Linked DNA regions of Homo sapiens: region 1 is linked to region 2. A link is an interaction called in ENCODE POLR2A ChIA-PET data of the cell type or tissue named here. Cell type or tissue: GM12878. All regions are shown on one strand.

Region 1 (4,000 bases), 67 kb after region 2:
CCGGGCCCGGTCTAGAATACTTTAAAAAAAAACAGATAAAGGAATTTTCCATTTCGTATTTTATATCAGATTTAGAACATGGAATTTACTTAAACTTTAATTCTGAATGAGTCAACTCTTTTTGTAGCTCTAAGAAGTGTTCCATAATAGTTTGTGTTCTAAAGTTATGGTCTTCAACTTACAGTTGAATTTAAAGGTATAATTTATAGAAGGCAATGCTTAAAGTTTATAAGAGAAAAAAGAAAGAATAAGACTGGGCATGGTGGCTCATGCCTGTAATCCCAGCACTTTGGGCGACTGAGGCGGGCGGATCACCTGAGGTCAGGAGTTCGAGATCAGCCTGGGCAACTTGGTAAAACCCAGTCTCTACTGAAAATACAAAAGTTTGCCAGGCATAGTGGCACATGCCTGTAGTCCCAACTACTTGGGAGGCTGAGGTAGGAGAATCGCTTGAACTGGGAGGCAGAGGTTGCAGTGAGGCAAGATCACACCACTGTACTCCAGCCTGGGCAACAGAGTGAGACTGTCTCAAAAAAAAAAAAAAAAAGAAAGAATAAGAAATTTTGTTTCCTTAGAAAGTTGTTATAATTTTTGCTTTCACACACTTGTTAAAAAAATCTATGAAAATCTAAAACTTATTATTGAAATTCAAGCTAACTCTGAATTAGCTATTTGTAAACATACTTTGTGGAGAAGGGAATGTTTTAACAAAGTAAAATAAAATAAAAAATAAAAAAGCTAAGAAAAACCCCTTTTAAAAGCATTACTAGTTATAATGAATAGTGAAAGGACTATTCTTGTGAATTCTAGTGAATGGCTAGTGAAATACTTGTAGTAACTAGTGAAATAAAAATGTAAGTTTAATGCTTTTTAGTTTTGAAAACATTAAAATCAGAAGTATTCAGTTATTCATAACTTACCAGTTGAAAAGTAGAAATTTTTGGGAATGTTTTACATAAGGATTATAATAAGTGATATTTAATATTTTTGATGTATTGTAGATTAGACTGCTGTACTGTTAATACAGTACTTCTTTTTCTTAGCTAAGTCTTTCCTTTAAAATTTATATAATGTTTTTGCATTTATTCTCGTTTTAAATAATAGTCTTGAGATTTTAGTTACTGGATCCATAATCAACATTTGACATACTTGAATTACCTTGTCTTTGAAATATTTGTCTTCCAGAATACCGCATTTGCCTGATTTTCCTGCTAGCCTTCTAGCTCTTTTTTTTTTCTTTTAAAATCTCTTTTGCAGCTTCCTTCTAATCCTCACAACATCTAAATGTTGGTGTACCCTTGAACTCTGTCCTCGATCTTCTTTTCTTCCTTTTTACAACTCACTTCCTAGTTGATCTCATGTAATTCCTTGCATTTAAATACCATCTATATGGTAATGACTCCCAAATGTATATCTCCAAACTGGATTTCTCCCCTAAATTTCAGATACATATTTATGACATACTGGAGATCCTGACTTAAATGTGTAAAAGGTATCAAAAATTGAATATGCCCAAAACTAAGTTCCTCATATATCTCCAAAACCTGTTCCCCCTGCATTTTTTCTCATCTCAGTTAGTGGCACCTCCATTCTTCCAGTTCATATCTTTTTGTTTTCTCCTACCCACATCCATTCCACCATCAAATCTTGCTGGGTCTGTTTTTAAAATATATCTAAAATTTGAACACTTCTCACCACCCCCAACTACTCTGTTTAGATCACCATCACCTCTCTCCTAGATTATAACATCCTCCTAACCGATGTCTCTGTTTCTGCTTTTCAGTCTGTTTTCAACACACAGCATCCAGAATGACTGTTAATGCATAACTCAGAAAATATATTCATGGCTTTCCAGTTCACTCCAGTGGCTTTCTGTGTCAGTCAGATTAATAGTTCTCTCCCTTACTTCGTCTACTCTAGCTAGACCCACTGGCCTTGTTGCTAATTTCTGAAACATTCCAGGGATCTTCAGGACCTGTATACTTGCTCTTGCCTCTTTCTCAATTCGTCTTACTCCAGATATGGCTAGCCTTTTCACTTCCTTAAAGTCTTTTGTTTTTTTTAATCACCTTCTCATTAGGCCTTCACCAGCTACCTCTCTAAAAGAATTCTCCATGTCCTGCTTTATGTTTTATATTTACAATTGACAATGTATAATACAATAAACTATTTATTTAAAGTGTACAATTTGGTTAATTTTGGCTGGTGTACATGTCTGTGAAAACACCAGTACAGTCAAGAACCAGAACACGTTCCTCAGCCCCTAAATGGGGACTGTGTCCCTTTACAGTCATCCACAATTTGTGGACAACTGCTGGTCTGCCTTTTGTTACTTTAGTTGTTTTTCTTCTTGTTACTTATTACTACCTAGCATGCTATTTTACTTATTAATCTTGTCAGTGCTCCAGATTAGCATTTAAGAGGACAAAGATTTTTTTTTTTTAATTGCTGCATCCTCACAGTCTTGGATGCCTCCCGGCACATGGTGTTCAGTTAATATTTCTTGAGTGGATAAATCACGTAACTCACTATAAAGCATCTCCTATGTGTCAGACACTACATAGGAGTTGAGGATGTATCAGTGAACAATACAGACAAGTTTATTATCTTATGGAGCTCACAGTGAAAGAAAGTTGTTAATAATTAGTGTAAGAAATTTTATCAGAGATGGAAGAGCCTTACCAAAGCTCAAAAGATGGAATGGCTATCTTTACCCAGGAAGTTGAAGAAGGCAGTTCTTAAGAGGTGACATTTACATATGATTTTTCCAACATCGTAAACTCTGTGATCCAGAGCTGAGAATCATGAAATAAGAACAACAAAAAAGTTGATACAGGCAAGATGGATTCTCTAGAGTTTATGAACATATCTTTGCATTTAATGCATAGATGTATGACTGGGCGCAGTGACTCGTGCCTGTAATCCTGGCACTGTGGGAGGCTGAGGTAGGTGGATCATTTGAGGTCAGGAGTTTGAGACCAGCCTGGCCAACCTGGTGAAACTCCGTCTCTACTAAAAAATACAAAAAAATTAGCTGGGGCTGGGTGTGGTGGCATGCACCTGTAATCTCAGCTGCTTGGGAGGCTGAGGAACGAGAATCACTTGAACCCAGGAGGCGGAGGTTGCAGTGAGCCAAGATCACGCCATTCCACTCCAGCCTGGGTGACAGAGTGAGACCTTGTCTCAAACACACACACATACACACACACACACACACACACACACACACACACACACACGTGACCTTTGGCAGTGATTTTTTTTTTTTTTTTTGAGATGGAGTCTTACTCTTGTTGCCCAGGCTGGAGTGCAGTGGCTCTCACCGCAATCTCTGCCTCCCAGGTTCAAGCAATTCCCCTGCCTCAGCCTCCTGAGTAGCTGGGATTACAGGCATGCACCACCACGCCCAGCTAATTTTGTGTTTTTAGTAGAGACGGGGTTTCTCCATGTTGGTGAGGCTGGTCTTGAACTCCCGACCTCAGTTGATCCACCCGCCTGGGCCTCCCAAAGTGCTGGGATTACAGGAGTGAGCCACCGCACCCGGCCCCTTTGGCAGTGATTTAGTACAAGTCCCTAGTGATTGCCATTTCTTTCTCACCACCTCCCACAATGTTGATTTTCCATTTTTTCAGCCCGCTGTCAGTAAGAAGTAGCAAGAAGTAAATTGGCAGAAAAGCTATTATAAGCAAAAGGAAGATTCACTTAGCTAGTGATTCAAAGCATCACTATATGTCAGACTCATCTGAGGAGCTTAAAAAGAAATTAAGATGCCCAGACCCCATCTCAAAGTAAGTGGCTTTACTTTAATTTGAGTGAAGGAAGATTTCTTCTCTGAGGTGAGCTGAGCTTTGAATGACAAGAAGGAGGCAGCCCCAGGAAGATCTGGGGGCACAAAATACAGGCAGAGGGAGCAACCAAGGCAAGAAATTAGCCTTGTTAAGAATTTTAAGTGTAATGGGAAGCCATTAGAGGGTTTTAAACAAGGAAAGATGTGATGTGA
Region 2 (4,000 bases):
TGGCTTACTTTTTCTTTTTATCCATTTAGTTTTATTTGTACAGTTTTTCCTTTATTTTAAAGTGATGCTTAAATAGTCTCTTAACTAGGAAAAAAATTTACATTTTCTTCAGCAAAAAACACATCCTCGTGTTTGTTTATTTATTTTTGAGACAGTCTTGCTCTGTCGCCCAGGCTGGAGTGCAGTGGCATGATCTTGGCTCACTGCAACCTCCGCCTCCTAGGTTCAAGCGATTCTCCTGCCTCAGCCTCCCGAGTAGCTGGGATTACAGGCATGCGCCACCACGGCCAGCTAATTTTTGTATTTTTAGTAGAGATGGGGTTGCACCATGTTGTGCAGGCTGGTCTCGAACTCCTGACCTCAGGTGATCCACCCACCTCGGCCTCCCAAAGTGCTGGGATTATAGGCATGAGCCACCACGCCTGGCTGTTTGTTTGTTGGTTTGTTTATTTTTGAGACAGAGTCTTTCTCTGTCACCCAGGCTGGAGTGCAGTGGCACTCATGATCTGCCTGCTTTGGCCTCCCAAAGTGCTGGGATTACAGGGGTGAGCCACTGTGCCTGGCCTTTTTTTTTTTTTTTTTTTTTTGATGTCTCACTCTGTTGCCCAGGCTGAAGGGCAGTGGTGTGATCTTGGCTCATTGCAGCCTCCATCTCCCAGGTTCAAGTGATTCTCATACCTCAGCCTCCCAAGTAGTTGGGATTACAGGCACACATCATCACGCTCAGCTAACTTGTATTTTTAGTAGAGGCGGGGTTTCACCATGTTGGCCAGGCTGGTCTTGAACTTCTGACCTCAAGTGATCTGCCCGCCTCAGCCTCCCAAAGTGCTGGGATTACGGGCAGGAGCCACTGTGTCCGGCTGTTAATTTATGAGTACTCTTTACCTGTAAGTCAATCTGGTACCTTGTGGCCAAAAACACATAACAGAATATGTGTACATATACCTAAACACATATATATATATATACACTCATACAAAGTTCCTGTAGTTTATGCTTCAGAACTCTAGCCATGAGATATTAACAGAGACTTACCAGTTTGCAAACAATAGTAAAAAGAAACGGTTGGATGCAAACAGTGGATTTTATCTCAGTAGAAAAGTAACAGCAGACTTAAAGCAGGCTGAAAAGAAAGCAGAGAGATAGAGAACTTAGGAACTTTATAGTTGCAGATTGACTTTCGAGCTCTGAATTTTTCTTGATGTAATTTGCCCATCAGTTTAAAATGTGCGCAAGAACAGACCTATAATGTGTAACCAGCTGCAGTATTGGAAAACCTGGCATGCCCTTCCATTACACAACCACTTTCAAGTAGAGGGGTCATGAAACCAAACAGGGTGCCTGAGAGGGACCACTCTCCTTGTGTTTTTTCATTCCTAAATTATTTGTTTCCCACATTTTTTCTTAAAAGGAGGAACTGAGCTGTGCCTTAAGGTTTAGTGGAGTGGGTCAAAGTGTGCTGGTTGTGGGTGGGACTCCATAGTGTGTCACCAGTGAGTCATTTCTGCCCTTTTATGTGTCTCAGTTTCTCTTTCTGGAGGTCCAGCACCATGAGGAGGGCTCAAAGTGAGGAATGAGGCTGGGTGCCTTGGGTCACGCCTGTAATCTCAACACTTTGGGAGGCTGAGGCAGGTGGATCACTTGAGGTCAGGAGTTCGAGACCAACCTGGCCAATATGGTGAAAACCCGTCTCTACTAAAAATACAAAAATCAGCCGGGTGTGGTGGCACGCACCTGTAATCCCAGCTACTCGGGAGGCTTGGACAGGAGAATTGCTTGAACTCGGGAGGCAGAGCTTGCAGTGGGCCGAGATCCCGCCATTGCACTCCAGCCTTGGCGTCTCAGTGAGACTCTGTCTCAAAAAAAACAAAACAAAACAAAACAAAAAATGACCAGCTCCTGTATGCATTTCCTGGACAATAATTTTTTAAACTAATTTTCTCGAGAGTTCCCTGTAGGGCTGCTACACGTTGTAGGGGGTCAACCCTGCAGGCACTTCCACTTGGCCCCCAGTCACCCAGGGACGCCTTTTGGTTGGAAAGAGCAAAATGCCCTTTCTTTTTGGAGCTGAGGAAACTCAGCCTGTCATCTATGAAAATGATAGTTCAGTTCCTCACACAAATGTGCACATGAGCCAATCGAGATTAATTGCAGGAGGAAAGGCAATGAGAAGACTCTTTAGAATGCACCTCTGGGCCAGGTGTGGTGGCTTATGCCTATAATCCTAGCACTTTGGGAGGCCAAGGCAGGTGGATCACTTGAGCTCAGGAGTTCAAGACCAGCCTGGCCAACATAGCAAGACCCTGTCTCTACAAAAAGTACAAAAATGAGCTGGGTATGGTGGCACACATCTGTAGTCCCAACTACTCTGGAGGCTGAAGAGGAGGATTTCTGGAGCCTGGGAAGTTGAGACTGCAGTGAGCCATGATGGTGTCAGAGGACTCCAGCCTGGGTAACATAGCAAGACTCTGTCTCAAAAAAAAAGAAAAAAATATAATAATAATAGTAAGAATGCACCTCCGAACTAGAATTAGGATCCTAGACAACAACTTCCTAGGAGCTTAGCTAAACCAGCTAAGACCACTTCCTGTAAACTGTCCTCAGCCACTCTTAACTTTGTAGCTCTCATCTGCCATTACACATGCCAAGGCCAAATCCTCTCATGGTACAAGGTAATTTCTGGCATCTCCAAAAGTCAGAGTCAGGTAGTGCAATACAGGAAAGCAGAACTGTAGACCTAAAAGAATCTGCCCATCACTCGTGAAAACTCCATAAAGAAAACAGGACATCCCAAACAGTGGCAAGTGGTGCCTTTGTTCTGAGTTCTTTAAGGGGTTCGGGTCATTAGAAGGCTTCTCTAGATTTTTTTTTGGCAGCAAAGATGGGGAAGGGGAAGGGGAAGTAGGAGTAAGGTGGAAGAAAAGACAAGGAAGCAAAGACAGAAACCACGTGCATGGTTTTGTTTTGTTTTTCCTTTTTGCTGCTGCAAGGAATTTTAGCCAATTCGGAGGCCTTGTTCCCCATAATTGGAATTCTCATTCAGATTTGGCCAAGTCGGTTAGAGTTGGAGCTCGTCAAACCTGATGGGAGAAAGACCAGAACAACAACAAAAACCCAACAATATGATTACTGAGTGCTCCAATGGTAAGGTGAAATTAAGACCAGCTGATTGTTAATTGTAACTTTAGCCGAATGAAAGCCCAGTTCAGCTACTTACCTAGGAATGGGTCTCAGGTTGAAGACTGCTCTCTACTATGCTACAAGCAGGAAAAAACTCAAACTCCAGAAAGGAGTTAGCTGCCTTCCATCATTATGGAAGCAGGAAAACTTGCCTTCCTTGTTGGAGCAAGTAAAACTTCAGAAAAAGGAGTTGTACAACAAAATAAACTTTAGATCTTGACCAAATTTTGGGAGATCAGGGATTCTCTGGTGTGGGGCCTCCCAGGCCTCAGCCAATTATCCTCTTGGTTTGAGAGTAAAGATAGATCAAGCTGGTACCAAGCACCAGTAGGCGATTTGTCAAAGGTCAGGGGCACTTGCACTCAGAAGACCTTTCAGGTTGCCAAATGTAAACCCAAAATATTTGAGATAGGTTTCAGTGAATTTAGAAAGTTTATTTTGCTGGGGTTAAGGATGCAGCCACGACATAGCCTCAGGACGTCCTGATGACATGTGCCCAGGGTGGTCAGGGTACAGCTTGCTTTTATACAATTTAGGGAGACATAATACATCAATCAATATATGTAAGATTTACATTGGTTTAATGTGGAAGGGTCAGACAACTCGAAGTGGGGGCTTCCAGGTCATAGGCAGATTTAAAGACATTCTCATTGGCAGTTGGTTGAAAGTCACTGTCGGTAGAAAGGAATGTCTGGGTTAAGACAAGGGATTGTGGAGACCAAGGTTTTATGCTGCAGATTAAACTTCCAGGTAGCGGGTTTTAGAGAAAATAGATTGTAAATGTTTCTTATCAGACTTAAAGTCTGCATTAATGTTGATG

What was found. ChIA-PET counts read pairs that join two places held together with the same protein. Peaks named below come from ENCODE experiments on the same cell type or tissue, not always from the same donor. Only the 100,000 strongest peaks of a DNase experiment are listed, where the experiment ranks them.
Region 1: POLR2A ChIA-PET joins it to region 2 with 9 read pairs; 4 of 35 experiments call an interaction of 5 or more read pairs at or near these places.

The regions. Positions count from the first base shown.
Region 1 is chr2:62,009,072-62,013,071 of GRCh38, forward strand. The region is part of intron 2 of COMMD1 (copper metabolism domain containing 1); the gene reads left to right. Among named protein-coding and RNA genes, the nearest start is that of COMMD1, 110 kb to the left of the region's middle. RefSeq lists an enhancer at 1,872-2,071. In GM12878, no CTCF peak of the experiment used is centred here; a DNase peak (open chromatin) is centred at 1,910; H3K27ac peaks cover 917 bases.
Region 2 is chr2:61,941,976-61,945,975 of GRCh38, forward strand. All of the region lies in intron 1 of COMMD1 (copper metabolism domain containing 1), which reads left to right. It overlaps LOC124906012 (a long non-coding RNA gene), which reads right to left. Exons shown (of 3, transcript XR_007086335.1): 2 at 1,036-1,123. Among named protein-coding and RNA genes, the nearest start is that of COMMD1, 38 kb to the left of the region's middle. In GM12878, no CTCF peak of the experiment used is centred here; a DNase peak (open chromatin) is centred at 1,526; H3K27ac peaks cover 666 bases.